Regions from separate parts of the Homo sapiens genome. Here region 1 is linked to region 2. The links are chromatin loops, found by intact Hi-C in ENCODE. Cell type or tissue: endothelial cell of umbilical vein. All regions are shown on one strand. Each heading gives the region's core, and the rest is flanking DNA. Links, peaks and the distances in the headings are about the cores only.

Region 1 (17,776 bases), core at 9,496-11,995, 280 kb after region 2:
TCATGTGTCAAGTTCCAAAAAATGGCCTCCAGGCAGGAAGCCAGGAAGATCGTAGAGCTCACTTTGTTTTCCTTCTCTCAGGTATTGTAGTCCTGTACTGCTTGTTGTCCAGTGCTGAAAACTGTTGTGGCATGTATTTTTTTTCTAGTTTTCTAGTTGTTTTAAGGCAGAAGGTCAAGTTCTGTACCAGTTAACTTCTTCATGGCCTGACGTAGAAGTTTTTTCATATTTTGTTTATTTAGATCCTGTTTAATTTCACAATAGATTTAAGCTGGTTACTCTGGAATAGAAACTACTACTTCAGTAGTTTCCTTAAAAAACATAACTTTTGACGTGACTTTTTGGGATGAGGGAGATACAATGTATGTTCATTGTAGAGTTTAGAAATACACAAAAATGAACCTAAGTCTCATGTAAACTCAGACTCCATATCTTACCTCTATTAACATTTTTCTGTGTTCTAGTCATTTTTCTGTGATTATATATATAACCCCTTTTATACATAATTACGGGGCATAAACAGACATACAGCCCTCTTTCTTTGTTCCCCCAGTTTGTATTGTGTTTTTGTTTGTTTGTTTTGCTAAAAGGCAAAATTTTAGTCCAAGGTTAGTTTTTCATGTTATTACATGTTCTTTAAAACTATGCTTGTCTGTCCATATTATAATGGCAGTTTAAGATTTCACAACAGGAATATATCATCATTTATTTAGAGAATGTGGGATTGATTAGACATTTTTATTCTTTTCAAAAGTAAGATCTCCAGTCAGTTAAAACTCTACTCCTAAATTCATCCATTATACTTTTTGGAAATGTTTTGTCCTTGTTTTATCCATTTCCTCCTCCCTGAGAAAAGCATTCTGCATTGAAATTTTACACTCAATTTGGTTTGAGAACTGTGCTTTGCTTTTCTTAATTGGATCATCTGGGGTTGTAAGCCTGTCTGTGTATTAGAACTGGACAGGGAGCTCGTTAAAAATAAAGATCGTTAGGCTTAAATTAGACTAAATACCTGGGAATCTTCTTTGGATATCTCACCATTTGGGAACCACTGTTCAAAACCTTATCTCTGGTATTCTAGGTTTCCTTAAAGACTGTGTGTTGATTGGCTTAGTAGGACATAAGATGAGACTCATTGGCGCTCAGCCACAGCCTCTTTGTGTTCATCTATTTCGTTTTTTGGGGACTTCCACCTAAGATGCTGTTTCAAAGAAGTTTTATGCTAGAAGCAAATGTGTTTACCATGGATATTGTTTATCAGAGCTCCGCTTCCAGTGTATAATGGATGGATTTCTTTAGTTTCCTTGAACATGGAGAAGCCTGAAGCAAACTGTATGAGATAGGAGTCATGGCTTGTAGAAGCTTACATAAAACCTTTAAGGCTGGGCACGGTGGCTTACGCCTGTAATCCCAGCACTTTGGGAAGCTGAGGTGGGCAGATCACTTGAGGTCAGGAGTTCAAGACCAGCCTGGCCAATATGGTGAAACCCCGTCTCTACTAAAAATACAAAAATTAGCCAGGCATGGTGGCTCACACCTGTAATCCCAGCACTTTGGGAGGCCAAGGTGGGCAGATCACCCAAGGTCAGGGGTTTGAGTCCAACCTGGCCAACATGGTGAAACCCCGTCTCTACCAAAAATACAAAAAAGCCGGGCATCGTGGTGCGCACCTGTAATCCCAGCTACTTGGGAGACTGAGGCAGGAGAATTGCTTGAACCTGCGACGTGGAGGTTGCAGTGAGCTGAGATCCCACCACTGCACACCAGCCTGGGCGATGGAGCTAGACTCTGTCTCAAAAAAAGAATTTAAGTTTTTAAAAAACCTTCCAATAGAAGTAGTTGAAAAATGATAGTTGCTACTTTTACTTGGCAGTTCTTCTAATCCATGAATATGGACCATCTATTTATTTAAATCATCTTTAATTTCTATTAATAATGCGTTTATAACTTTCAGTGTATGAGTATTGCACTTTTATTACATTTATTACTAAATTTTTTATGCTTTTAAATGTTTTTGTGCATGGAATTATTTTCTTAATTTTGTTTTCAGATTATTCATTATATGTAATCATAATTTTTTTATTTTACTCTTGTATCCTGCAGTTTTAAGTTTTCTGACGATTCCTTCCTTAGGATTTTCTACATATTTTGTAATTACTTCTTCCTTTCCAGTCAGTTATGCTTTTTATTTTTCTTGCCTGATTACACTGGTTAGAATGTCCAGTACAGTTTTGAATAGGAATAATGAGAGTGTAAATCCTTCTTTGTTTCTGGTCTTAAGGAGAAAGCATCGTCTTTCACCATTAATTATGGTGTTAAATGTAGGTTTTTTGTAGGTGCCCCTTATCATGAATAGTTGTTGGATTTTGTCACGTGCTTTTTCTGTGGAGATACTTAGTAGTTCTCAAATTTGGCACAAGGAAGCTTTTCATAGTTTTTTTTTTTTTTCTGCCAGATAGATGGTAATTTTAGGATCAACTGTGCGTTGCATATCATGTAGCCTTAAATGAGAACCACGGCAGATAATTTAATACCATTTGTTGAACAAATATTCATGAAGTGCCTGCAGGATGCATTTCTAACAAGTTCATTTGCTTCTGATGAATGTTCAAGATTTGGATCTAGTAGGTTAGAGGTCAGAGTTTCAGACCCATGATAACAAAGTTTTGTTTCCTCCATGAATTTATTTTTTAAATGGTTTTAAATATTTAAGCATAGAGCTATAAACCTAATACTGAGCCCAGTTCCAGCTTTTTCTAAAATAATAGTTTTCTTTTTGTTACCATGAGCAGTATCATTAGCATGGCTCTTCTTGCACCTTTTTTTTTTTTTTTTTTTAAGAGACAAGGTCTCTGTCATCCATGCTGGAGTACAGTGGCGTGATCATAGCTCACTGCAGCCAGAACTCCTGTGCTCAGTTGTCTTCCCCCCTCAGCCTCCCAAAGTGCTGGGATTACAGGAGTGAGCCACCATGCCTGGTCTTCTTTCACATTTTTATCACCCATTACTATGACAGAACAGTGCCACTCAGAGTAGAGTGGCAATCCAAATAGCTGTTTTTTGTGCTCAAATTTAGGTGATTGAGATTATACCAGGTTTCCTTTTAGAACAGATTTATAAATAGTAATACACAAAGCAAATTATTTGCATGAATTTGTTGGTGTTCCTCTGATTCTTATGCTCTCCATTGTGACCATGTACATTGCGGTTTCATGGTATGATTTGTATCTTACAGGTTTGCCCCATTATTGAAATTGTATGTAGTCACAGTTTAATTTGTTCATTTCTTCTAATTGGCTGTCTTCAACTGTGAAAGCAGCTGAAATTCTGTGGTTAATTGAAATCAGTCAAGGTAGTGCAGTTTGATCAAGAGTGAATGTTACTGCATTTGATTTGACATTAATTTTAATTTTCATTCAACATTTTATTTGGCAGAGTAGCATTTTAGTGGTTTTTGTTTTTTGGTTTTTGTTGTTTTGTTTTTTGTTGTTTTTTTTTTTTTAACAGGGTCTGGTTCTCTTCCCCAGGCTGGAATACAGTGGTGCAATCTTGACTCACTGCAACCTTCACCTCCCAGACTCAAGCCAACTCCCACCTCAGCCCCCCGAGTAGCTGGGACTACAGGCGCCTGCCACCATGCCTGGCTAATTTTTGTATTTTTTGTAGAGACAGGGTTTCGCTCTGTTGCCCAAGCTGGTCTTGAATTCCTGAGCTTAAGCGACCCGCCCGCTCGGCCTCCCAAAGTGTTGGGATTATAGGTGTAAGACCACACCTGGCTGTATGTTAGTATTCTTACAACAAAATGTAATCAGTTGTATGGTATTTTTGCTAAATCAACTTTGTAAGCCTACTTATAACAGAAATGTCCACATTATTGTGGGCTATTCTTTGCCAGACAAATTGATGGCAAATTCATAGGTATCTAATGTCACTGCTTAATTCCTGCCGTTTCAAAAAGACAGCAAATAAGCAAACCACAGCATTAATTCTTCACGTAATTTAAGAAAAATAGTGTTTCTCTAACTCCATTAATCATTTAAATCCCATATGGTTCTCTTACAGCAGTGTGATCTAGCTGCATTTCTTCACTGTTAAGAACTGTTAGGCGCTTCTGTTGGAGATAGTTTCTAATGTTGAAATTATCAGTGAATGTTCATTAATTCTTCATGTTGAAGCTGTCACCATGGAAACTTAGGTGTTATAGCAACTAGTTATATGCTATAACTTACTTAGCATTAAGATGATTAAATAACATACTATATGTAAAGCAGTTGGAAGAATCATGGAAAGCAATGTCATTTCTTAGCAGATACTACTATCATTTTATTCTTGTTTTTTGGCAAGTGTGAAAATTAAATTCAAATATTCTTTAAGATGTATACTTCTGGTCTTGAGATGTAACATCACTTTGTGATCTTACCTAAGTCCTCTGCTCTGTAGGAATTACAATTGTTTACATAAAGATGCTATTACTATCTTTGGTATGAAACTCAAATATTTATCAATAGATTTACCATGATGTTTTGAAAATCAGTGGGATTGGGGACAGTGACATGTCAAAATCATCTAGGAATTAAAAAAGAAAAGCACAACACTGCTTATTTAAACACTGCTGGTCTACAAGTTTAGCTTCTTTTGGACTTAAAAAATTTGTTAGCTTACCCTTGTTTTATGATAGTAACAATAACTCAGCATTTGTTTGATAATGAGTTAATATATAATGAAAAAATTTCATGACTAAATAGTTGGATGTTTTTACTATATTGTTTGATCTCCAGTTAATGTGACAGGTGAAGGAGTTTGGTTGGGTGTTGCTCTTGTATTTTAACCCTTTTATAAGATTTCAGTTGACAGTGAAATTTTAAACATGGAACTGTAATATGTAATATAGGTAGTATTTATTACCATATATTTACTTAATAAATTCATATTTACATTTGTTTATTATATAAATCTAAACAGGCAGTTTTGAGTAGTGCAAACATTTTGATAACATTAATCTCAGCATCTTTTTTTCCCTCTATTTTGTTATACAGTACTGAGAAAAATCCAATTTAAACAGATTAGTAATTGAAAACTGTTTTAAAGCTTGCCTGATAGCCTTAAATTGTCATTCTAGCAGGTAGAAAGAATAGTAAGGACTTTGGACTTGACTCGCCAAATATCTAACCTTGGCTTGCATTTATTAATTGTTGAAAATGAGCTTTGTAGTCAGACATGATTCCCATTTCTGCTAGCTGTGACACCATGGATAAATTATGTGACTCCTCCAAGCCTTGAGTTTCTCTCATTTATCAAATGGACGTTATAATACTTTTTACCTCGTAAGAGGTAGATCATATTTGGATTAAGTAAGGTAATTACATGTGTTAAAGTATATCCAAATAATCATATTTGGATTAAGTAAGGCGATTACGCTTGTTAAGGTATGATTTTCAAAAAAGCAAAGTTCTTAGGCAAATGTAGAATGAACATGTGTCACAGATTGTATTCCACTCACTTGTTAATGAGAGAAATAGTAAGATGTTAAACTTGACCAGAGTGCATTTGTTATCTAAGTATTTATAGGCAATGTTAATAGAAGATTGCTGAGTTAGATAAGAAACTGATTAATATCCAACGAGGCCAGGAATTTAATCTTTGTGGTTATCTGGGCAAAAATTATTTGCTTCTCTATTGAATAAAAAGCTACAGGTTAACATATATAACTTCACTGTCTAGGACTTTTTTTTTTTTTTTTTTTTTAAGAGACAGGCTGTCACTCTGTCACCCAGGCTGGAGTGCAGTGGCTCAATCATAGCTCAAGCAGTGGCTCAAGGGCTCAAGTGATCTTTCCACCTCAGCCTCCCAAGTATTTATTTATATTTTTTTTAGAGATGGACTCTTGCTGTGTTGACTAGGCTGGTCTCGAACTTCTGGCCTCAAGTAATCCTCCCACTTTGACCTCCTAAAGTGCTGGGATGGGACTTCTAGTAAATAGTGTGTTAAAGTGTGCATTCCCCTAAATTAGAATTTCTCAATTTAGGCATCCTTGATTTTTGGGCTAGATCATTCTTTGTTGTGGAAAGCTGTCCAGTGTGTTGTTATAAAATGTTTAGTAGCATCCCTGGCTTCTACCCACTAGATGCCCGTAGACTCTTTTCCTCGATTGGGCAGCAGACATTGCCAGGTGTCCCTGGGGGCGCAAAGTTGTTCCATGTTGAAAACCATTGCCCTGGATAATCTTGAACAACCTTTGTCTCTATACAGCATTGAACGTACTACCAATTTTTTTGCCTCTTTTTCCAAGCTTTTGATAATTTTTCTGACACATGAAAGCACTTTGCAGAATGCCTGACTAGTAGTAATTATTAAATGACAATTGCTACTGTTAATAATTATTTATTATTATTACTTAAATATTGTTTCTTAGGTAGTTTGATAGGTACTATTTGGCTGAATGTATCTGGGATATTGATTTGTTAGATAACATCATTAAAAAGCAGAACAGCCTAAGACACTTTAGTGCAAATCTATCAGATCCACTCAGAGTTTCAAAATAGTCAAAATTAGTCATTTTTCCTGGTAGGTCCCAAAATCAAATGCATGTTTTTTATACTGTCTTCTGCAGTTTTAGGTATGGTAAATTTTGACCCAAAATGTATACGTTGAACTCATTCATTCAGTTTACTAAAAAAACAGACAAGAAACACTGGTTAATTCCTAGTAATCATTAAAATGATCATAGCACAATATTATCATAGTTGAATATATTACATGTTTATTGTGTAACCAACTGAATAAGGCAGACTGTATTAAGAGCACAGGCTAAGTGGACATGCTTGAACTTTGCCTGACATTTTGTTCTATTAGACATGTGCCAAATAATGTGCTTGCTTATATAGTTTTAGGGGAGCAGACATGTCTGCACAGAACTGAATTTTATTAAGACTCAGCGTGTACAACCTACATGATCAATGAGACAAATCCTCCATGTGCACAAAAATTGGAGAAGTTGTATTTTGAGATTGACACAAAATGAGTTTACTTGGTAGTATGGATAAATAAATTGTTATAGATAAACACCAGTATTAAAACTTGTTACACATTTGTGCTTCCAGGTTTTTAAAATTAAAATTTGTAAATTTGAAAATGAAAGTTTTAAAATGAAAGAACATTGGTGACACCTCTGAGGCACTGCAGTGAAAAAGGCTGAGAACCACAGCTTAACAACTATGGCTCTGACTTAGTAAATGTATTTTTAAATATAAAGGCTTCTAAGGAGCACAGTTTACTTTTTCTTGCCCTAGTTACAGTTGACATTTGACTTTTCATTTAAGTTCCACAAGTCATGTGATTTGCAGTTATTTACCTGTCAGGGTAATTAGATTGGAGAACCAGCTATTTCCTTTACTGTTTTAGAAATGTAACCTAGTTTTTTCTCTCTCTCACCCCTTATACAATTACATAAGTAGGAATGGAACAGAATAGAGAATTGTGTAGGAAATTGGAATTAAAAGTGTTCTTGAGCAGGTTTGGAATTAGAGTTATGGTTGGTGGTAAGGGAATTTTTGTCTTTTGGCACGCTGTTTCTGGTGTATAGCAAAATATAGTATACTTTTCCACAAACAGCTTTGCTTACTAAGCATACAGAGACCAGGCTGTTGAGTACAAATATATGAATTGATAATTTTAGTTTTGTAAAATTGTTCTTGTTTTTGTTTTTTGTTTTTTTGGTTTTTTTTTGAGATGGAGTCTCACTCTGTCGCCCAGGCTGGAGTGCAGTGGCGCAATCTCGGTTCACTGCAACTTCCATCTCCCAGTTTCAAGCTATTCTCCTGCCCCAGTCCCCCAAGTAGCTGGGACTACAGGTGCGTACCACCACGCCTGGCTAATTTTTTTGTGTTTTTACTAGAGACAGGGTTTCACCATGTTGGCCAGGCTGGTCTCGAACTCCTGACCCTCAGATGATCCACCCACCTCGGCCACCTGAAGTGCTGGGATTACAGGCAGTTTTGTAAAAGTTGACAGTCTTCATTAGCAATTATATTTCTTAACTGCAATATAGATGTAGTACTTAGAACAACCCAAATAATAGTGGAAGAAAGAAAAGATAATTACATAGATGAAGCAGTAAATATTCCTTTGTGTGTTATTTAGTATTTTACTGGCATTTGTTAATTCAGCTTTTGAGTTTCAATAAATACTGTCCATTTAAATTATAGCGAAGGTACTGCATAAGATGTAACATCTGTGTGCAAGATTTTAAATATAAAATACTGTAAGAATGACATTTTCACAGTATTTTATTTGTTGCTTTGAATGTAATTAGTTAATGATAGCTTTTCTGCCAAAGGGTTGATTAAAAAGCCAAAGCACAGAAAATAATATTTGAAAGAGTGGATAAATCAGTGATATGTCGGTGAGTTAAACTGCTTGACTTTCTGCTTTTAAACTTTCCATATGGTATAGATATACATCAAAATTGGTTCAGTAATGTTTTTCCAGATTTTAAGTGATTTTGATGTATTAGAAAATACTGAACTTTTTTTACTGTCCAAGTTTAATTTGTAATTATTCTACTTAACTTTGCCAGATGATTGATTTTTGTTGTTGTTGCTTGAATTGTTTATAGAGAGGAATCAAACTACAAAATGTGATAATTGAGGTACTCTTTTTACCATTAAAACTATATTTTAAATCAGACTACAGTGTTTAGTGGTGTAGTAAGAAAGCATCACATATGACAAGCTCTGGGCTCATCTCTTATTGAACCGTGTAATGAATCCCTTGCTGCAACATCTTTGCCCCTCCCCCAAAGCAGCCAGCATATATTTGAGCATAGTGGCTCTGCTCGAGTTGTATCTTATTCTCATGGAGGAGATAGCAGAGCTTGTACTGCAGCAAGTGGAGCTCTGTGGTGAATCCGATGCTGGATTACATTTTAAGGATATTAGCAAGGCCCTGACAAAGTGGTGCTAAATGAGCACTTTCATTCTGGTAATTTGACTATAATTTTAGTGAAGCAGTTTTATTATGCAGGAAAAAGAAACAGCATTTTAATTCCAATCATAGTATACCGACCTGATCTCTGCTGTGGGGGTGGAAACAATGAAGAATGCAACATTTTAATACAATTTTTTTTAAAAAGAATGCTTTGGATCTAGATTAAATGTTCAAGACAGTCAGCAAACAACATGCACAAAGGCATTTTTCTGGAATTTCAGTCTTGGATCGATTTAAATGCTCAGGGTCTGAAAAAATGTCTCCTAGCATCAAAAACTTGGATTGCTTTTCTCCGATGTTATGCCACTGTAAAGTAGCATGCTCCAACAGCACAATATCCTTAATGTTTGGATGTAAGGTGGGTTTGAATAATACTTCCTTAAAAAGCTTGGTTTTAAAATCCAATAGTATTTCAGCAAAGAAATGTAATTTAGGTTAGATGGTTTGATTGACTTTAATTCATGTAATAGATTCCTGTCCTTTGTGTGTCTGACATGAGTAAAGAATTGGTCTGTGCACAGTTAAGATATAGTAGAAAAGGATCTGATTTTTATGAAAGCTGCATGTAAAATGTCATTTTCCATTAATGAGGATTAATTATTGACTTGGTTTTTATGTGTTGCTACTGTGGAGAATTAAGTGTACAGGAAACACCATTGATACGCAGGACTGGAGATGGTTTCTGACATCACTTTGATGGAAGAAACTGCTTGTGGCAGTTTTAATATTTAAACTAATGCCATAGACTTTGATTTTGATACTAAATTGTGTTGCTATTTAGATTGTATAGAGGAAAGAAAGCTTTTGAACAAAATAAACACCAAAAGAACCATGACTTTACTACTCATTTCCTATAAATGAAACTGGTTAATTTAGTAATGTGTTCTATATAAATAAAATGAATGTAGTTTGCCTTAAAGATGGTTATTCTTATATAAAATATTAGATGGAACAAAGAGCGGGTGCATTTTTACCTGATTTCTGCAATCAAAAACAACATATGCTGAGGCAGGTAGATCATGAGGTCAGGAGATCGAGACCGTCCTGGTTAACACGGTGAAACCCCGTCTCTACTAAAAAGTACAAAAAAATTAGCTGGGTGCGGTGGCGGGTGCCTGTAGTCCCAGCTACTTGGGGGGCTGAGGCAGGAGAATGGCGTGAACCCAGGAGGCGGAGCTTGCAGTGAGCCAAGATCGCGCCACTGCACTCCGGCCTGGGCCACAGAGCGAGACTCCATCTCAACAACAGCAACAATAAAAACAACATGTGGTTTAAAGCTATTTGTAGGAAGAGAGCCCTCTAACGTAGTATTTGGGGGAATAATTACTTATTTTGAGGTATTGTTTTGAATCGAACTTTTTTTTCTTTTTAGTTTTTGTATGACTGAAACTTTTCAATTGCTGATGTGAAGAGGTCTCAAATTGCTAGCTGATTAAATTAGGCTGAAAGGTTGTTAAAGAATATATTGCTTTTCTGGTCACCCAAGCATTTTTCCCTCTTTACATTAAGTTCTTTGTTTTGTCAGAGAATTCTTATTTTCCTACTGAGATTTCAGAAATTTTCTGAAATAGGAAATGGAAATGATTGCACAAGAAAAAGTATGCTGCTGATAGAAACAGATTTTTAACAAATTTAACATTCGTATTGGTTGTTAAACTATGAGCCAGTAAAAAATTCATATGCATTGTTTAAATAGCTAAGGCTACATTTTTTTCCCCTAGGTGTTAAGCCTGTTTTTTCATGTGGTATGTACAACAGAGTGTTTTAGGAAAAGGATTTTAAATTTTTTAAGGAATATTTTTATAAAGCTAATCACTGTAAAAAATGTTCCTCCTTATATGTAGGTAAATTAAACATCTTATGTATATAAGATGTTTCAAAATACTATTATTATAAAAGGTTTTAAGAAGTAACATGGCATTGCTCATGACTAGTCTGATAGTCTTGGTGGACTTTAAAGTCCTCCCCTATCCTCCACTCCTTTAAACCACTTTGGATGCTGTTAAATTCATTGCACAGCACCACTTGAGGTTCTTGGTTGCCCTCTGGTGGGAAAATGAAGAAAATATTGTATTGAAAATGTCACATAACTTGGTAATTAAAGATAGTTAAAAGGGCATCTAAGTTATATGTTTACAATTTAGGAAATCATTAGATACTTTAATTTAGGAAATAAAAAGAAGTGGGTTATTTTGGGGCTTAACCATTTGTGGATAGAGTTTTTAAAAATTGTTTTCCAAAATGTTTGAATTTTATGGCAGGTAGTACTGACAAGAGACGTGTAGAAATATAGTTTCTAAGACTACAGCATCCTAGTCACATTTTTCATTAGTGTATTTTGATAGATGCAAAATTTATTAAGGCTTTGTGGTGAAACTGACAAGTAAATTAATTAAAAATTTTAATATGTGATTAAAGAAGAATACACATTGGGAATTATACCAGAATTATCCCACAACTTCTAGTTAAAACATTTCAGAAATGGCTTGAGACAATAAGGGTAAACACATCTTTCTTTCCAGTGTATAAACTAATACCAGTATTGCCTGTGCAAAAAGTTTATTTTCTAACAGTACTTCTAATGTCAATTAATAACTGTTTACTTCCTTAATTTGTATGTAAACAACAAGTAATCTTACTATGTAAATTCCAAATCACATTTAAAACTAAGCTGAATATTTTCATTTATGGCAATGAGCTTTTGAAAAGGAATAAAAACACCACCTTGTTTGTTGGAAATTAAGTATCTTTAAAAAGTCAGTTTTCTATGGGACTAGAGTTTACCTCTTAACCATTCTGTTCTTTATGAGACATTTATCCAAGAAGGTTACAGTAATAGATTATCATGAAGAAGCAATATGTTTACTATAGAATCTTGGAAGTCCCCATGTGTGTCAGAGTGAGAGTGTGCATGCGTGTGTATAATTGGAGCAGTATCAGCAAAACATGAGTTAATTTCTGGTGTCAGTCTCTGTGGAAAGAAGCCTGTTTAATCTCTCATGTCTCGCGTTAGAACTCAGAGAAAGGACCTTTGGGAATGTGAGGAGAATGCAGAGGACATTCAAGTTCTTAATGTAGAGACTATGAAGCTGTTTAGGAGGCAGTTCTTTAGGGGTGGATGTGAACAGAAATTAGCAAAATCATAGTGCCTCTGAAGGTATGCCAACTCTGTAGTGTAGAATTAGCTATTTCAAAATAGTAGGCACAGTGAGGCCGGAGCCTAAGGTCCCTAGGAGGAAATGAGGTATGTGACGATCAGAAACTTATATTTTGTGAAGCTAGTTAAAGTTGTTTGTTTTTTTGTAGTATCAAGCTCTTGAAAGTTCTTGCCTTTACTAACTGCCCTAAGAGAAGCCGTCAGAATGCTTTTTGTAATAAAGCATTAAAGTATGTTTGGTGACAGCAGTAATTGAAGTGAGAGAATCCCAGAGGGAAGGCAGAACACCCAGTATAAAGTCAGGAGTGTTTTTTTGGGTGTCTTCTCTCTGCAGGGAAATAGTGTAAGGTGTTAAAGCCTTGGCGATTCTATTTTATTGGAAAAGGTACTGTTCCCACTTAGCTGTGTTTCTTGGCCAGGGATACAAGTAGCTTCAGGGACTTGTTCGTATCTCCTTGCTATGTTGCTTCATATTCTTAATGATTTGTTTTTTGCTGTTAAGAGATAATTGGGTGGAAAACGAGAAGACCTATCTTACAATTACATCATTTTCCCCACTACCCACCCCACTTCTCCCTGGGTGAAATATGCTTAAGATATTTGCAAATAATAAATACTAAACTAACAATGACTTTAAACAAATGGACCCCTATTTTTTCCTCATTATAGTCAGCTTGGAAATATGCAGCTGCTACAGCTGTGGACATCTTTTTTCTTGGGCTTTGCTTCATTGAAAGATGTCTGTTGCAGCTCTAGTCATAAAGACGGGGAAAGGGTGGAAAGGGGAAAGGAGTGTGGTTTATGAAGCTAGTAGATGTCTGCGTATATTTCATTGATTAAAACTGTGTCACACGGACTCTCCTAGTAGTAAGGGAGAGTTGGAAACCTAACTGCAGTCAGCTGTTCGTATCCATGGTTCTGCATCTGTGGATTCAACCGACTGTGGATCAGAATTCGGGGGAAAAATTGTGTTTGTACTGAACGTATACAGACATTTTTTCTTGTCATTTTTCCCTGAGCAATACATTATAACAACTATTTACATAGCATTAACATTGTACTAGGCAATGTAAGTACTCTAGAGATGATTTAAAGTATATGGGAGGATGTACATAGGTTATGTGCAAATACTACATACACCACTTTATATCAGGGGACTTGAGTATCTTCAGATTTTGGTCTCTTTGGGAGGTCCTGGAACGTGTCCCCCACAGATACCAAAGGATGACTGTACAGTATTTAGCTTTTATAGCCTCTATATTAAACAAAAGCAGGGAAAACAGATTGTAGTGTTGGGCAAAGCAATCTACAGTGTCTGACCTAATGCATACAGGCAGTATTTTTACTGAAGTCGGATTAATTTTAGAACTTGTCAAGTAATGTGTCTGTTTAGCTGAGATAAAGCAGAAAAGTGCAACTGAGGCTCTCTCTTCACACATCTAGTTGGTAAAATGTCTACATAAAGGTTGAAACATAGCTTTATTGAGTGTTTGCTTCCTGTTATGTTTCTTTTTTTTTTTTCCTTTTCTTTTTGAGATGGAGTCTCACTCTGTCACCCAGGCTGGAGTGCAGTGGTGCAGCCTCGGCTCGGTTCACTGCAACCTCCACCTCCCGGATTCAAGTGATTTTCCCACGTCAGCCTCCCGAGTAGCTGGGATTACAGGCGCCCGCCACCACACTCGGCTCATTTTTTGTATGTTTAGTAGAGATGGGGTTTCAATCAAGTTGGCCAGGCTGGTCTCGAACTCCTGACCTCAGGTGATCCACCCGCCTTGTTCTCTCAAAGTGCTGGGATTACAGGCGTGAGCCACCACGCCCGGTCCCTGTTATGTTTCTTTATCCTTCTCACTTCTTTGTTCCAGCCTTCAGAAGCAAAAGTAAATATTGCAAAAGAGCTACCATTACACTCAAGTAAAAGGAGTATGCCCCTTTGCTTTTAGGGTATGGTATGTGGTATGTAAGGTTTCCTTGAAACAGTTCACTGAGCACTAATAGGTAACTTAAGATATTCTTATTTAAGAATACTGTTTCAAAAAGATTTCAAATTGAAAAATACTGTGTAATAAATAATGATCAATAGCAGTTTGCTTGTTAGAATTGGATTAGAATAATTTTTAACAGTAATTAAGGTTAAATGCCTTTTGATATTAAAAGCACAGCCCTCCTCTAGTATCTTCCTTCTTCTAAGATGAAATGTACTTTCTCATTTCTGTGCTACCAAACCTTTACATTGAGCCAGTATCTTTAGGGTACTGTTCTATTTTAAAGTCCCTTTTTATTGACTTCATGGTTTCTCCAAAGGAAAAACAGTATTCTTCAGTGACTATGGGACTCTAGCTAGTTCCTCAGTCTTTCAGGATGGTGTATTAAACTCCTTTCTTTTTCTGCTGGATAGGTGGGGTACAAAGAAAAAAGTCCAAAAACTCCTTTCTTAAACTGAATGAATTAAATAATTTTTTCATATATTGGGAAATAGTTTCTATTAGCATTTGCTGATAGCAGTGGCCCCATAATATGTCTGCAGCTAGAAATAGTTGATTATTGTTCTCCTATATCCATTTAGAACTACACTGTGATATATATTATTAGCCTTTTCTTTGAAAATCTAGTACATTACATTTTGGAATGTAATTTTTCTTCCTTTAAGAATGTACTTATTTTTGAAATTTTCTTTTTCACACTTTATATACTTATAAAATTTTCTTTTTATAAATGGAAAGTCGTACGTTTTAAAAGAACATTTTATTTTAAAACAAATACCACTTGGTTTAAATATATAACATTGAAGCAGTGAAATCATTTCAGGAAGTTAAAATAGGGTATGTGTCTTTCTAATTTTTATGAAGAAAATTATTGATTAATTTATTCATTGATTCATTCTCTCAGTAATTAAGCACCTGTGCACTAGGTATATAGCAGTAAACAAAGGAAATCTGCCCGTAAGGCATTTATGTACTAATCATGTTACCTAGTGTAACTTTTCTCTTATTAATTTAGAAATTCTGTCAGTGGAGACGATGGAATAAAACTTTTTAGAGTATTAAATTCTACAGTGTACATAGTAATGTTTTTTAAAGCTCTGTATTAGTTGGCTAGGGCTGCCATAACAAAAACTGCAGATTTATTGGTTGGCTTAGACAGCAAATTTAATTTCTCAGTGTTCTGGAGGCTGAAAGTCCAAGCTCAAAGTGCCGGCGAGATTTCCCAAGGCCTTTCCTCTGTGCATGGTGAGATTTCCCCTGAGGCCTTTCCCCTCAGCTTGCAGATGGCCACCTTCTTACTGCCTCTTCACGTGGCCTTTCCTCCGTGCATGCATATCCCCGCTGTGTCTCTCAGTGTGTCCAAATTTCCTTCTTTTGTAAGGAAACCAGTCAGATTGGACTACCACACCCTAATGGCCACATCTTAATCACCTTTTTGAAGTCCTTGTCTTCGAATAAAGATACATTCTGAGGTACTAGAAGTTAGGACTTCAGTATGTGAATTTTGGTGGGGAGGGCGGGGGACATAATTCAGCCAGGGCTTATTAGTAAAGGGAGAGCCAGGGCTTTAAGTTGACAAGCATGTGAAAGAGGTTTTGAATCTAGGCTTTGATGATATATCACATTTTTGTAAAACATTTTATTTATAAAGTTCACTGAGCATTCGTAAATTAGGTTTGAACAAATCCTATCATCAAGGGAGATTGCCAAGTGAATAAGTAAAGGTGATGTGGTTTAAGAATATTCAATGTTTAAATTACTTGAATTTTCAGATTAAGAAAGTCATTGTAGCCTCTGCTTCTCAATTTGGCCACCCTATGCCTATTTGCTACTACCAAAGAAGAAACATCTTGAGCATGTGTTTGAGAATAGAGGATAGGTAAGAGGACAGTGAACGTTTTGGTAATCTGAGTTTTAATTTCTTTTTTTTTTCTTCTTTTTTTTTGAGTCCAAGTGTCACTCTTGTCGCCCAGGCTGGAGTGCAGTGGCGCATCTCGGCCCACCGCAACCTCTGCCTCCTGGGTTCAAGCGATTCTCCTGCCTCAGCCTTCCGGAGTAGCTGGGATTACAGTCATGCACCACCATGCCTGGCTAATTTTGTATTTTTACTAGAGACGGGTTTCTCCATGTTGGTCAGGCTGGACTTGAATTCCCGACCTCAGGTGATCCGCCCGCCTCGGCTTCCCAAAGTGCTGGGCTTACAGGCGTGAGCCATCGCACCCGGCCGAGTTTTAATTTCAAAATGCATCTGTGTGTGTTTGATGACTACCTGTGTTTGAATTAATATAGGTCTAAGGTATGTTGTGTTAAGTGGGCTTTTTATGGGTTGGCTTTAGGAACCTAGTCATAATTTACATTGTTATTTTAAATTGTTCCAAACAAGCAAAAATTACTGATTTTTTGAATATAGCCTATCCATCAATAGGGAACGGTCTCTGTAAAAACATCTCAGACAGCAGGAGAAGTTATAGTTCCTGATTGCTTATTAGTCTTGCAGAAGTAGAAAATAATAACTTGTTTGATAGTACGTTTTAAGGAATGAAGCAGTTGACTGTGTTTTCCTGGACTTACGGTCCAAGAGTGGGTTTGTTCTGACAGTATAGCTGTGTTTTTTAAGAAAATGAGTCTATTTTAAGCTGTCTTTGGCACTTGCTGGAGATAAAGTACATAAAAAAGAAACCTTCCCTTGAAGTTCATAGCCATTAAGAGATGTGATAAGCAAACCACTGGGAACTCCTGGCAGAAGCCTTTTTTTAGGCTTCCTCATTGGTTTTAGAGAAAAGAGCAATCCATATTTGACATATTTCACAAATTTGAAATGTAAATTATGATGATTATAAATTTCATCATGCTCTTTTCATCGTTTTTGTAAGTGTTGGATATTTGCTATACAGACTGCCTCGAACACTTCTCTTAGCTGACAGTTACTTAACCCACAGTATCTAGAAGATTGTTCATCATTCTTTGTCACTTTTTATCTTACATTGCTGTTCTTTTTATTTTTAAATAATTGAAGTTGTTTGTAAATAACAGAAGAATAAAGGAGTAATGAAAAATCTTTGTTAGAAATTTTAATTAGAATCTAAACATAGCAAACCCAATTTTTAAAATCAGCATTACTGGGATATAATTCACATATAATAAACTACACATATTAAAAAAGTACAGCGTCTTTAAGTGTTGACATCTGTGTACACCTGTGAAACCATCACTATAATCAAGATGGTAAATGTATCCATCACTTGAAAAAATTTTCCAAAGCTGCTTTTCAGTCCCTCCCTCCTGTCCTTCCCTGTTCTCTTCTCTCCCAGACAACTACTGGTTTGATTTTTGTCATTATAGATTAGTTTGCATTTCTAGAGTTTTATATAAATGGAGCCATAAAATATGTTCTATTTTTAAGTCTGGCTCCTTTCAAATTATTTTGAGATTCATCTGTGTCCTTGCCTGTATCAGTATTTCCTTCCTTTTAATTGTTGAGTATTATTCCATTGTATGTTTATAACACATTTGTTTGTGAAGATGTTTGTACCCAAAATGTGTGGTATTCTTTGAATGTAAATAACCACTCATCAGCTGCCCTACATGAACATGAAATATATATCCATTTTGTACATACTGATTCCAAATTTTAATAGGTTTTGTTTTTTCA
Region 2 (14,813 bases), core at 5,725-8,224:
GTCTCTACTAAAAGCACAAAAATTAGCCAGGCGTGGTGGTGGGCGCCTGTAACCCCAGCTACTCGGGAGGGTGAGGCAGGGAGAATCGACTGAACCCAGAGGCAGAGGTTGTAGTGAGCCGAGATCATGCCACTGCACTCCAGCCTGGGCAACAGAGTGAGGCTCTGTCTCAAAAAACAAAACAACAACAACAAAACAAAAAAAGAGTGAGAGGACAAAACAGGTGTATATTCCCATTTTATAGATGACATAACTGAGGCCCAAAGAAGGAAAGTGACTCACTCAGTGTCACAGTAAATCCACGGCAGGACCAGGGCCAGAACAAAAGTCTCCTGAGTGGCACTCTTCACTATCACATAACACTGTGGCTCGCAACAGCCCTGGAAGCAAAGCCAGTTGGGGTCACCAGGCACCTAGACCCTCACTGCTTGTCTGCTGGCAGAGAGCCGCTCCTTCTTGTCAGAGTAAGTAGGAAGGAGGCCTTTGCCTGTGCGGACCTATGGTCTGGTGACTCCAGCCAGCACAAACCCATCCCCTGATGGTTGGAGGCTGGGCAAGGGCTTCTTGCAAGATGCGCCTGACAGTGCCTTGTTACAGAGCACCTGCTGTGCTTAGCATTCCACCCGGGGCCAAGAGGCTGTGTGAGCAGGTGACAGCCAGCCTGGCCCCGCCTGTCACAAGCTGCTAGGTCTGCACCCTTGCCACCCATGGCAGGGGGTCTGACAAAGACTCCCCATTTGTGAGGTCTGTTCACTGCCTGTATTTCGAACAGGGCCTGGCTCTGCAAACCTGTGCAAACTGTGTTGATATAGGAGCCGACATGAGCAAGCAGAGGCTCCCCTGGCTCAGGCAGCCCCAGGTTGGGTTGGCCAGACAGCAACCAGGCACAGGGGCCAAGTGCAGGTCCTGCTACCCAGCCACCACAGCTTCCTCTCACCTGATTCTCACAGCAACCCAGGCAGGATAGGCAGGGTGGGGTTATCTTATTTTGCAGAAACAGGCTTTCCCAAGTCTGTCACCAAGTGAGGGGTAGAGCTGGGTGTCCAGCCAGATCTAACCTCCAGCCCAGAGCTGGTGATGCGGAAAATCAGGGCAGATGGCAGCAGGATCTAAAATAGGGAGGGAAGAAGTCCTCAGTTACGTAACAGCGAGGAGACTCTCAGCCTACGCACAGTAGCAACCATGGGGTCCTGCCACTCGAGCCAGACCCTCCTTCCCTTCCCGTTTTGGGCTCTAAGTGCTGCCCCCTGTGAGAGAATGTGCTGGAGGAGCCCCCAGTATCCTTCCAGCGGGAAGTCGGCTCTGTCAAGGCCATTCCCGAGAGCAGGCTCTAGGAATTCAAAGACCAAGCAGGCAGAGCTGGATTCTGGAGCTGCCCTCAAAGGGCTTGAGGGTTATATGAGCGCCGTGCTTGAGAAGTTAGTGATGATTTCTGCTCAAAGAGACAGAGCAAGAGGGCTGAGGGGCTCTGGTGCTCTGGGGGAGATGAAACAACCCCACAGTATATGAGGCCTCTCTGGTGTGTGCGGGCACTAAGGAAGGGTGACTTGCGAGTGGCGCATTCGGAGGCACGGGGTGGGCAGCTGTTGAGCAAGGGACCAGGGCTGGGACAGGCTGCCAGGACCCCCACAACCCCAGGGGAGGAAAGGGGACTCAGCCATCATCATGCCTGACTCCCAGGCTCCCGGATGAGGAGCCTGCTAGCCAGGGCTTGAAGCCCTCCAGTGACAGGGGGTGCATTACTTCCTAAGAAGCCATTTCCTTGGTTCAGAAACGTTTATCCAAAGACTGAGCCGAAATCTACCACCTCACTTAATGTTTTTGGCACCTGGTTATGACCCAGACCTGCACAGAATAATTTAACTCTTCTGAAATAGACTTCCAGATATTTGGAAGTGGCCAAGTCAGGTTTAAGAGCTCAGGTCTCCCATTTGACAAGATTTCCATCTCCTCGCTGTCTGAACAGGTTTCAGCTGTGGTTATCCAATCCCTCATTCTTGATGACACACACCAGGCTGAATGGTCTTTAGAGTTCCCCTCAAGCCGCCAAGCGCTCTGAGACAGGTTTACTAGCTTTGGTGAGATGCTGACACTCCTCACATGCACGTGCCCCTCCCAACTACTCAAGTGAGTTCGTGGCAAATCTCTCATCTGATCTGCATAAACGGATTATATCTTAGGCGGTGCCATTGTCTGCATTTTACAAATAAGGAAACTGAGCCTCAGGGAGGTGAAGTCATTTGCCCAAAATCACAGAGCCAGGAAACGAGAGAGCCAAGATCCAGACCCCGCAAGATCCAGACCCCACAAGATCCAGACCCCGCAAGATCCAGACCCCTCAAGATATAGACCCTGCAAGATCCAGACCTCACAAGATCCAGACCCCACAAGATCCAGACCTCGGCTATCTGGCTTCTCTTTTTTTTGCGACAGAGTCTCAATCTGTCACCCAGGCTGGAGCGCAGTGGTGTGATCTCAGCTCACTGCAACCTCTGCCTCCCAGGTTCAAGCAATTCTCCTGCCTCAGCCTCCCGAGTAGCTGGGATCACAGGTGTGCGCCATGCCTGGCTAAATTTTTTTTTTTTTTTTTGTATTTTTAGTAGAGATGGGGTTTCGCTATGTTGGCCAAGCTGGTCTCGAACCCCTGACCTCAGGTGATCCACCTGCCTCGACCTCTCAGAGTGCTGGGATTACAGGCGTGAGCCACTGCACCCAGCCCCATCTGACTTCTATACCCGCAGCCCCTTCCTTTACCCTCAGGCTGCCTCAGTCTCCACACTGGGGCCCAGAGCTGGGCTGGACTCAGCGCAGTCAGAACCTCGCCTTGCACGTGGCGAAGGAGCGGCAGGCAGGCAGGCAGGCAGGCAGGCAAGCAGGACAGCCAGCTTCCTCCTAGTCCGCAGTTTCGCGGAGCAGCCTGGAAAGGGAGGCCCAGGCTTCCCTGTCTCGTCGCACGTGTGTCTGCAGTGTCTGTGCTATCTCCCAGGGGCCTGGATGTCGATGGAATGCCTGAGGGTGGAGAGAGCTGTGGCTGAGGCCTACCCTGGCGGCCTCAGCATCTGTGGAGATGTGTAGAGACAGGGAGAGTGAATGGGGACCAACCTCAGGAGATGCTGGGTCCCAGAAGCACCATGTGCTTCTCCTTTGGTGAGACTTAATTACTCTCTAAAATGTAAGGCTACTCCCACTTATCAAATTATAGATGAGTTTAATTACAGCACACTGAGTAACCACACTGGGCTCCTTCAGAAATAGCAGCAGGCTGGTTGCTCTTCTCAGCTTCAGCTGTAGCCACCCCAGTTTCAGGAGGAAGTGCCCGTGGTTCCTGGGGCCTGGAAGTGCCGCTCAACTCTGCTGCCAGACAAGTGCGGGCGTGGTGGACTGCACTGGGTACACTGCTGTACCGGCCACCACCCTCCGGCCACTCTCAGCCGGTGAGTGCTCTGCGGGGCCATCTGGCCACGTGTTCTGTGACTGGGTCATTTACTCTGCTGCAACCTCTCTTTCTCCTACCTACATCGTGTTCTGGATAAAGGTTTTGGCTCATAATGTCCGACCAGAGGTGGACAAAGTGGTGTGGGACCTGCCGTAAGAAACAGGGAGCATGGTGCGGGGAGAGAAGCCTGTGCCTTATGGAGACTCGGGGCACCTTCAGGAAGCAGGGTCAACAGCAGCAGGCCGCTAGGGAGTCGGGAGAGCTCGGTGATGTCACGAGGGGCATCAGACTCTTCCCTGCAGGCTGGCGGGACTGATGGGCTCTCGTTCCAATGGAGGTACAATGGGACTTCCGGGGCTGTGATGGGAAGGGCGGAGGAGCTGCCGATGGTCCCAGTGCCATATTAGTGTCACATTCTGAGGGGCAGCCCTGTGCCGGACGGCAGCTGCTACCTCTCCCTCTGCCCCTTTATTACTTGAATCTCTTCGTTGTGCCCTGTCTAGGCACGGTCGTCCGACAGCAGGCAGCCCACTGCCCTCCCAGAGCTCACTGTCTAGCCCAGGGTGACACAGGGTAACCGTGGGCATGACTTGGGCCGGGAAGTGAGAGGCTCGATTCCATCACATGTAAATAAAAATACTCATTTTCAATCTAACACAGTCTGTCTTCTTCCCCGCACAGCCTTGGAGCCCCTCATGGACAGCTGATGCGAGAGGTGTGAGTGGGCAGGGGTCTCTCCTTACTTAGGGAGTCCCATGACTTTGTCAAAGGAATAATAAAATATAAGGGCCCCTGGAAACCCAGAGGCCAACAACCTGAGGCTGCCAAGCAGGCGGTGCTGGGACTGCTTGGAGAATAACCAGGCAGGGGGCTCTGGATATGTGGGACTGGGCACGTGGTGTGGAGGCTGAGGGCAGAACCGGACAAGAGGCTTAGGCTGCACCCAGATGTGGAAGAGCGCACACCACTGCCAGCACCACGACAAGCTGGAGTTTTCAGCCCTAGGGCTTATTTTCTGTGCGGTTAAGTGTACGACGAAAGAAAACAGCAGAACATTAAAAAGAGATAGATAGGCTCTCGGGTTACTGCAGCAGAGAAAGAAACAGCACATCTGGAGGGTCCGCGCTTCTCCTGCCCTCGCCCCCCGAGGCCCTCCAATTCCCTCCCCTTCCCCGCCTCCTCTGGCCATGCAGCTGGCAAACCCCTCCCCGCTGCTATGTGCTTAGTGACAGTGGGGCCTTGGTCACTGAGGGTTAGTGACAGAGCTGTGTGTCTGGCTTTAGTGCCTGCTGGTCCTCTCCTCGCCTGTGTGGATTTACCTAGGTGGTCCCTGAGAAAGAGAGCCCACAGGTGATGCCCTGTTAGAGGTGAAAGAGACCTCAGAGACCCTGCAGACGGAGGGATGGGGACAGACGCAGGCCTTGCTGGCAACTGTGTTCTGGGTGAGGTCAGTTAGAAAGAACAGAAGTTTTGGAGCCAGATGCACCTAACTTTGATCCTGCTCTGCAACTTCCTGGTTGCATAATGCTGCCAAGTTATCTACTTTCTCTGAGCCTTAGTTTCTTTTTTTGGGCGGGGTGGGGAGGGTCACTAACACTAACACTGGGGCTGCTGCCAGCGAGCATTGCAAACCTCGATGTCTTTTTGTCTGTGATGGGGATAACCGTCTGTACTTTGCAGAGTTGTTGTGTAGATAGGTGAGTGGGTAAGCTCTCCAGCCCAGCGCCTGGCACAACGCGGGGACTCAGTAGGTGCCCCGGCTGCTGCAGTCACCGCCTAAAAAATTCTTTCCCGTCCCCACCCCAGCCTTTCTGAGAAATGCAGACACTGTAGCCCAAGGGTGTTCTAGAGGCACAGACAGAAATGGGGACCCACTCAGGGTTGAACCACAGCAGCCAGAGCCCACTTTCAGGCTCATCCTAGAGGCCTAGGGCAGAGGAGGGCACTGCCTTCTGCAGGCCCCCTTCCTGACTGCTAAGTGCAGAACAGACTCCACAGCCCTGCATCACCACCTGACTGGAAATCCCTGAAGATTTCCTGAGTGGATTAAGAAATTATTCGCCAGAAGGCCTTAAGCCTAAAAGCCTAGACAAGTCCATCCTAGACAAAGAAGGGGTTTTTTGTTTTTCTTTTTTCTGGAATACAAACCCTCAAAATCATCCAGGAGGATCAGCCCATTCATTCATTCAGCTTAGGGGAGGGGAATGGACCAGTTCTTCCTGCCCTGGTTATCTGTGTTTGGGATCTTCATTTATTTATTTTGAGACGGAGTCTTGTTCTTGTTGCCCAGGCTGGAGTGCAGTGGCACGATCTCTGCTCACTGCAAGCTCCACCTCCTGGGTTCAAGCAATTCTCTGCCTCAGCCTCCCAAGTAGCTGGGATTACAGGTGCCTGCCACCATGCCTGGCTAATTTTTTGTATTTTTAGTAGAGACGACGTTTCACCATCTTGATCAGGCTGGTCTTGAACTCCTGACCTCGTGAACCACCCGCCTCGGCCTCCCAAAGTGCTGGGATTACAGGTGTGAGCCACCGCGCCCGGCCTGGACTCTTTCTGTTAGCACTCAGTTTGTCCTACCCAGGCCCTGGCTTCCTGTGTTTTCTCTTTAAGCATTCAGGGTTGAGAGTGATCTATAATCAGGCTGCAGGATATCTATGGTAAGATTTGATTCCCAGCCTGAAGGAGTTCCCAGTCCTGTGGGGCTGAGGGCGTGAGGGGGTGGAGCAGATAGGACGCACCAACCTGGAGAGCTGTCACTCAGGACAGCCTGGGCTATAGTGGATGTATGAGCAAAGTTCATGGCAGCCCAGGAAGGAGCAGGAAATTCTCACTGGGGAGGTAACGGATGCTCCCTAAAGGAGGTTGTGTTTCAGCTGGGACTTGACAAGTGAAGAGGGTTTTGACAGATAGAAACAGGAGGTGGGGCACCTGACGGGACATTTCCCAGCTAGCAGAGCAGGATGAGAATGGCTTAGCACCTCAGGGGGATGGACTCTGAAAGGAAAGTGGATAATTTGGGGAGGCTTGAAGAACTCCAGCCCCTGGGAAGAAAGGGCTGTTAGGAGTGCCCCATCCCCCAGGACATTGTTCAGACAGCTCTGTCCTGTCAGAACCAGATCACTCTAAGCTGGACTGTGAAAGCCGTCCAGCCCCTTGGATCCTAAACGCACCGCACATGAATCTCCTGGGAAACTGGTTCAAAAACAGAACCAGTAAGTCTTGAGTGGAGCCCAGGAAACTTATATCTAAAAAGCGACTCAAGGCACAGCAAGGAAAAGGGGGGTCAGAGAAGACGGGGATGCTGCATCCCGAGTTAGTGACAGACCTGGGGCTAGGCCTGGGAGAGGGAGAGCTGGAGCACCTGTGGCTGTGGTTTTTTCTGTCCCCTGGTGGCTACTAGGAGTGAAACTCCGGGAGCAGAAAGGGCCGGAGGGCTTGTTTCAGAAGTGCCAGTGTGGGGAGATGCAGGCAAGTTTTCCTCCCCTTCTCAGAGACATCAGGACAGAGAGGAGACAGGTGTGCTGGGAGCCTGGCAAAGGCCAGATGGCCTGCTCGAGTGTTCTCATTAACAGGATGAAGAAGGGCGGAGCCCCCAGTGCAGATCCTTCCAGTTAGGCACTTGGATTGTGGCACTGGCTGGTGGCCCGGCCTTCCCACAATTTGTAGTTGTGTGTCCTGCAGTGGGCGACTCCACCAGGCTGTGCCAAGCCTGCCAGCTTGCTGTGCCCTCTGCCCCTCGGAGCTGCAGCTTTGCTCACTGTCCTCTCCTTGGCCAGGAGGGGGCAGTCAGCTGCCTCTCTAGTATCCCTCCTGCCTTTAGTGTTGAGGCTGGGACGCGTCAGGGAGGTGATTAAACAGGGCAGGGCTTTCTCAGACCCATGGCAAGAGGCCTAAGTTTCGGTTCCAGTTCCATGTTCTCAGTTGCAGACTGAGCCACTGGGGGTGGCTGAGGAGAAGCAGCATGCCCCCATCCCGGTTTTCTAGTGCTCAGGTACTTGGCTTCCAGGTGCCTAGCTAGCCTAGACAAGCTGGGACTTGGGGGCAGAGATTGCTGCATGTTCCTGATAATTCATTTTCCCCTTCTATAGGGATAGATCCACCAATGTTCAGCTGAGCACATGGCTGCCATAATAAAGACTACATTTCCCCAGATTCCCTTGCAGCTAGGGGGTAGTCATGTGACTATGTTCTGGCCAATGGGATGTAAGCAGAAATGGTGGTACAACAGTTTCCAGGAACCTTCCTTAAGGGGAGCTTATATGCATCTCCTTTGGCTCCTTCGGCACTTCATCCTGCAGCCTGGAACTTGGGATGCTGCCATCTTGGGCCATAAAGTCAAGATATTTATGACATTGCAACAAGATAGTGTTTGGATCCCAGACACTGGGGAACCACATTCCACCTTTGACCCCTCATTCAGATTTTATGTGAGAAGAAATAAACTTCCACCTTTTCTGCATTATTACAGTTTTGGAATTATTTCCTTGTATGCAAAGCAAATCCTAACTGAACCCCTAGTCCAGTTGGACAGGAGATGAGGAAGCCATCGCATACACATGGGGGCAGGAAGCCACATCTGATCCTAAGTAATAAGCATTTATTAAGTGCTTCCTACACGCCAGGCCTTGGGTTAAGCATGTTATATGCATTATCCCATTTGATTCTCCCAGTGATACTATAAGGCAAGATTTATAATCCCAATTTTATAGATAACTAAAATGAAGCTTAGGTTTAAATATCTTTCCTAGTTAGAAAGTGACAGGATTCAGAACCAGACTGTCTCTAACTGCTGGGTGCAAGCACTTACTGTTCCTCAGGCAATGAAGAGGGCTCCTGCCATGCTGGCCACAGCCTCCCTGACATCACCTGGGCTATGAAGAGGCAGCTCCTCTTTGATTGAAAGGAGAGATTCATGAGGTTGGGACTGAGCCAAAATTGAACACAAAACAGGCTGAGACAATAGGCAACCAAACTCTCATCCTTATTCTCTGAACAAAATTCTTAAACTTGAAATATTTTAGAGGGCTATTTCTCCTCCTTCTCCTTCTTCTTCTTATTTTTGAGATGGAGTCTTGCTCTGTCACCCAGGGTGGAGTGCAGTGGCCCAATCTCAGCTCACTCTAAACTTTGCCTCCTGGGTTCATGCGATTCTCCTGCCTCAGCCTCCTGAGTAGCTGGGATTACAGGCACGTGCCACCACACTTGGCTATTTTTTTTTTTTTTTGTATTTTTAGTAGAGACAGTGTTTCACCATGTTGGCCAGGTTGGTCTCGAACTCCTGACCTCAGGTGATCTGCCTGCCTCGGCCTCCCAAAGTGTTGGGATTATAGGTGTGAGCCACCATGCCTGGCCTAGTTCTTTTTTTTTTTTTGGAGATGGAGTCTCACTCTGTCACCCAGGCTGGAGTGCAGTGGTGTGATCTCGGTTCAAGAGATTCTCCTGCCTTAGCCTCCCGAGTAGCTGAAATTACAGGTGCCTGCCACCACACCAGGATAATTTTTACATTTTTAGTAGAGACGGGGTTTCACCATGTTGACCAGGCTGGTCTTGAACTCCTGACCTCAGGTGACCCACCTGCCTCGGCCTCCCAAAGTGCTGGGATTACAAGTGTGAGCCACCATGCCTGGCTTAGTTCTTCTTAATGAAAGTGTCCTCTCAGAAGCATCCCCAGTGAGACCACCTCCCGTTTAGTGGCTGAGCTAAGAAGACTCAAGACTCCTCTTCTTCCACCTCCTCCCTCTATCCCCACCTTCCTTTCTCTCTCCCTCTTCCTCCTCTCCTCACTCCTCCTGTTCCTGAGGATCATGGAGGTGGTACCAGAGGCTCCTTACGCAGCATGGCCTACCACCAAGTGGGCTTTTGTTAATCTGTTTAGCTTCAAAGATATCCATGAAGCAGCAACCACTAAATGTCCAAGAAATAATGGATTCCATCTGGGCAGCCAGGAAGCCTTGTTACTATTCCCTCTTCTACTACCAACTGGCCACATCGTCCAGGCAGCAAACGCCTTATCCTTTCTGGGCCTCACTCTCCTCATTGGAAAACAATAGTAATAATAATAACAGCAACATCTAACACATCTTTTTTTTTTTCCTCACAGACAAGGTCTGGCTATGTTGCCTAGACTGGCCTTGAACGCCTGGGCTCCAGCGATCCTCCCACCTCAGCTTCCCAAGGTAGCTGGGACTACAGGCGTAGGCCACCACACCCAGCTCACCAGCAAACAATCTGTTGAGTCATCCAGACTCACTATGTTCTAAACACTTCACAAGCGTTTATTCACTCATCCTTCCCAGGACCCTATGAGGGAGGTACTATTACTATTATGGGTGGGGAACCTGAGACACCGAGGTTTCTAAGTGGCCCAAGGTCATGCGTGCACCACGAAGTCAAAATGAGACTTGAAAGAGGACCTGGCAGCTGTGTTTAGTCACGGCCCTGGGTTAAATGACCTCTCAGGCAAAGTCTCAATGCAGTAAAGACAAAGTGGGGGTGCTTGGGTGGAATGGGGGTGGGGGTCTAAACCCTCGCCCTTCCTCCCCCCACCCGCCCTTAGGGGAGGGGCTCTCCAAGCGCTGCTCCACGTGGAACATTCTGAGAATCCCCCAGGGCCTGGGGCCGCTGGGGTGTGGGAGGGCGGGGAGAGAGCGTGCGCCCTGCACAGTGAGGTCGTGGCGCCCGGCACCTGCCACCTGTGACTGGGATGAAGGGCTCGATCAGAACCTGTCTGCCGGTTTCCCCGTGCGACGATTAACCACCACCCCCTCCATAACCCGTGTGTTTTCCAGGTGAGGAAAATCCCCACCGAGGAGAGCTGGGGCACGCGGGCCTTGCGCTCACCGCGGGCGGGTCGTGCGGCCCCCTTGGCGACACCCCGCGCTCCCCGGGCGCCCGCCCCAGGCCCAGATGCTGCGCGCGGCTCCCCCACTCAGCGGCTCCCTGGGAGCCCCGGCCGCCCCGGCGCCTCCTCCCGGCCCTTCCCGGCCCCGCGGCCTTGCAGCTGGCCGACCCCTCCCCCAGCTCCGCGCTTAGGGACGTGGGGCCCTGGTCGCTGAGGGTGAGTGACGCAGCCGTGCGTCCGGCTGTCCGCCCCCATCGGTCGTCTCCTCGCCTGTGCGGATCGCGCCGCCGTTCATGCACCTGTCCCGAGTGAACGTGGTGGAGGGATCTGGAGGTCTGACTCCTCACTCCCACCCCTGAGCTGTGGGCAGAAAGCCACTTGCAGAGCCCCGCCAAAAAGTCACTCTCTCTGGCTCGAGGCTCATTCAGGTGTCCTATGGCCACCGCTGAGAGACACCTGGGGCCCTCTGTGCGGCTGGGTCAGTCTCCCGCTGGCCACTGGCAAAGCCTGGCCACCAGTGCTCTGGGGAGACTGGAAGGGGGCCAGGGCTGAAGCAGCTGGAAGGAATGTCCATTTGTCCTGTTCTGCTTCACCTGCTTCTGCTTTATTTCAGAAAGGGGCTCAGTGCCTCAGGCACACCTTGAGAAACACCTCCATTTTCAAAGGAGACCATGAGTTTCCTGCTTGCCCAGTAAGATTTGTTTATTGCAACTATGTCAATAAATGGCCCCTATTTACCTATCCGCTAGCCCCTTTGTGAGCCTCCATCCTCTGGCTGTGTAAAAGACCCCTCAATGAAGGAACCTTTCCATTTTTCTCTGAAGCGCACCTGTGCCGAGGGTTAGCTCTGCGTTTGAAGTGGGTTTGCTTGTTTGTTTGTTTGTTTGTTTGTTTTAACCACTGGTTTATTGCCTGGCTTTGGTCACATTCCATCCCCTCTTTGAGCTTCATTTCCCCATCTGTGCCATAAATCAGCGGAACTTCCTAAAGTCCCAGTGATTCTTCAGCAGTATCTAGCCTGGGCATGGTGGCACCGTAGTCCCAGCTATTGAGGAGGCTGTGGTGGGCCCAGGAGTTGGAGGCTGCAGTAAGCTATGATCACACCACTGCACTCCAGCCTGGACCCCAGAGTGAGACCCTGTCTCAAAAAAAAAAAAAAGTATCTGACACGGAAGCGTTCTGCTAAAAATGTTTGAGTTTGAGACCCACTGGCCTAGACGACTTCACACCTGGGCCCAGGAATGTGTCTGCTTAGGTCTCTGAAAACTTTTCTCCGGGTTTCACCACCGTGATGCCCCTGAGTCTGACACGTCTTCTCTCAGAGCCTCTAGGCTGAGCCCAGCACGGCAGAACGGGGTGCATCATGAGGCAAAGGACCTGCCGCCCTGGGACAGCCCAGCTAGAGACGGGAATGAAATTACTCTGCAGAGCTCTCCTGCCTCCTGGAGTGGAGGACATTTCTATTACCATCCCCTCTCGTGGGTCCTCTGTCCAGGCCTCCTCTGTCCTGACTTCTTCTACAAGAGAGTGGAAATCCTTCCAGTGTAACAAGCCCGCCTTCACCTGCTCTCATTCGACACAGCAGCCCTATAGTGGAAGGAGGCACAGGAATTGCTTCCCCGCACTCCCGCCCCACTTTTTTTTTATGGAGATGGAATCTCACTCTGTTGCCAGACTGGAGTGCAGTGGTGCGATCTCGGCTCACTGCAACCTCCGTCTCCTGGGTTCAAGCGATTCTCCTGCCTCAGCCTCTTGAGTAGCTGGGACTACAGGCGTGTGCCACCATGCCTGGCTAATTTTTTGTATTTTTTGTAGAGGCGGAGTTTCACCGTGTTAGCCAGGATGGTCTCCGTTCCTGACCTCGTGATCCGCCTACCTTGGCCTCCAAAAGTGTTGGGATTACAGGCGTGAGCCACCGCGCCCGGCCTCCCCTCTTTTACAGATGAGAAAAAGGCTCAGAGAGATAAAGGGACTTGGACCAGGTGACAAAGCAAGTGTTTTGCAGCATTGTGTGAGCATCCTGGCATCCTCATAACGTAAAGAGAATAGGGACTCCCACCAGCTGGGAGAATGGTTCTGATGTGGTAGGAAGGAAAGAGGGTGACTGAGCTCATCCACTCTCTCAAACCTGCTGCAACAGCCAAAACAGGCATGAAAGGGTGGGGGGTGACTTCCTGGGGTTCCCTGGGGATCCTCTGAGTACTTCCCAGGGCTCCTGAGTCAGGACACTGTAAGAGATGGGGGGAGGGTCCTGGCAGCACCAGGCCAGAGGCAGGAGGGCCCTGATCCAGTGACTTCCCATACCCCACCCTCATCCAGCACACACACACACACAGTTGCCGCCGTGAGTGTCCTCATCCATGGCACCTTCCCTGACACAGGAGCATGAAGAAAATGGGCTGTGTGAGCAGAAGGGCTCTCCCTGCCAGCCAGCCCATAAGGCTCTGACAATCTCCTCCAGCTTTGCTGGCAGCTTCTTAGCTTCCTCTACTGTTTCCAAGATGGGCCCAGCATGTCCTCAGGGGACCCTGGGTGGAAATTAGTATTCTAGTCACACCTCCAGTGTCAGTAATCCCTTCTGCTTGGGCAGTACTTGGGAGTTTTCAAAGTACACTCACATCAGAGGCCGGCAAGGTAGGCAGGACAGACAGCAGACAGCAGGGTTGTCCCTATTTTATAAACTGGACAAAACTGAGACTCAGGGAGTGGGGTGACTTGTCCAAGGTCACAGCACATCACTGGGAGACCCAGAACTGGAACCTGGGCTGAGGGTCCTGCTGTATCCATTTCTGGCTTTGTCTACGGGGTTTCCGGCTCCACTAAGGCCATAGCAGCCTTTCTGGCCAAGATAAGCACTGGGTATCTGTCCCTATTTTCAGCATTTTCCCATGACAGGCAGCCCGTCTTATAAAAGCAAGGAGGGCGGCCAGTGGCTTATGCCTGTAATCTCAGCACTCTGGGAGGCCGAGGCGGGTGGATCATGAGGTCAGCTTGGCCAACATGGTGAAACCCTGTCTCTACTAAAAGTAAAAAAATGAGACAGGCATGGTGGCACACACCTGTAATCCCAGCTACTCAGGAGCCTGAGGCAGGACAGTTGTTGGAACCCTGGAGGCGGAGCTTGCAGTGAGCCGAGCTCATGCCATTGCACTCCAGCCTGGGTGACAGAGCAAGACTCCATCTCAAAAAAAAAAAAAAAAAAAAAAGGAAAGGGACGGGGGGCCCTGTAAGTGAAGAAAAATCATGCAACTGACACTCTCCATGCCCCAGCCGAGCCCGGCCAGCCTAGGAAAGTGGGTGTCAGGAAGCCTGAGGTCAGTGTTCAGCTCAGCAATCAATTCTCTGGGGGGTTTTGGTCAGGAGGAAATTTCTTTTTGAGTCTGTTTCTTCTTCTGTAAGATGAGATGAAGGATGAAAATCACTGTATTTAAACAACTCATATGAGAATCGCTTGAAAAGTTTGTACAAAACCCAGATCCTGGGGCTTCACAGCAGGCCGAGAGGATCAGCTCTGGGCTTGGGGAAATCCATGGGAACCCATGATGTGAAGTAGTCTCCTGGGTGATTCTGAGGCCCACTGACATCTGAGACCCCAAGACTTGATGGTCCCAGGGGCCTTCCCTGCTCTGACATCCGATTATTTGAGGTGTGGGAAGTGTGGTGAGTGCACTCTGGCTCTGATGATTTCCTCCCGTATTTTAGTCTTTGTAGTAGACTCAGGGTCATGGAAGTGGAAAAGTATCTTGAACAGATACTAGAGTGCAGTCTGTTCAGGAAAAGCACAACAAGTACCAGAAGTCCCGGGAGGGGTAGGGTTTGCATTCCCACGAGGCCGTGAGCCAGCTGTGGGTTCTTGGGCCTCCGACTGAAAGGTGCTTCCCAGGCCCCAGTCTGGGGTGTACCAGGTGTCCCACCCACGGACATGTCTCAACAATAGAATGATTTCTCTGCTGTGGCCTCCACCCAAGTCCATCTAAAGACTCTTCCTGGCTCTAGATGGTCACCATCCCCCTGCCGCATTCCTGAGGAGCCCCTAACTTTCAGGCCGCCAAAGTGGCGCCGTCCACTCTCGGAGTGTCTGCATGTGTGGCACCCACGTGCTTGGCTACGTGCAGAAGCCGAACATCACTTCCCTGCTGGCCCCAGACTAAACCAGTCATGGTTCTTGGCTGCAAACAAGAGAAACTCATTTTGGCTGACTTAAGCAGAAAAGGAATTTATTCAAGGATATTGGGTAGCATTGAGACCCACCACAAAGTTCTGGAGAACCAGGTTTGAAAAACAAATCTGGCTGCCTCCCAGAAAGACACATGCCATGGGGATTTCCCAAGACTAAAAAGGGAATGCAGGTGCTGTGCATCCCATGAAATGACAAAGGCCTCTCACATGTGGGTGCGGCAACCTGGAGGAGCCTACACCCCAGAGAAACGTTGGTGATGTTTGCTGTGGCTGTTGCCAACAACTGCATTTTCCTGTTCCTCCCTCCAGGTTTCAAATCCCATATGCATCTGATCTGGGAAGGGCTCTACCAGGAAC

Evidence for each region. Hi-C counts contacts between places; a loop is a spot of excess contacts. Peaks named below come from ENCODE experiments on the same cell type or tissue, not always from the same donor. Only the 100,000 strongest peaks of a DNase experiment are listed, where the experiment ranks them.
Region 1: it touches region 2 in a loop (11-fold over the local background); 58 of 110 quality-filtered maps call a loop at or near these places.

Annotation. Positions count from the first base shown.
Region 1 is chr3:197,217,424-197,235,199 of GRCh38, reverse strand. All of the region lies in intron 4 of DLG1 (discs large MAGUK scaffold protein 1), which reads left to right. Among named protein-coding and RNA genes, the nearest start is that of MIR4797, 68 kb to the left of the region's middle. In endothelial cell of umbilical vein, for the core only: a CTCF peak has its summit at 11,023 (motif pointing left); a DNase peak (open chromatin) is centred at 10,989.
Region 2 is chr3:197,494,540-197,509,352 of GRCh38, reverse strand. It overlaps LINC02012 (long intergenic non-protein coding RNA 2012), which reads left to right. Exons shown (of 1, transcript NR_145451.1): 1 at 1-4,091. Among named protein-coding and RNA genes, the nearest start is that of LINC02012, 7.7 kb to the left of the region's middle. RefSeq lists silencers at 861-1,155, 6,899-7,062. In endothelial cell of umbilical vein, for the core only: a CTCF peak has its summit at 7,210 (motif pointing right); a DNase peak (open chromatin) is centred at 7,242.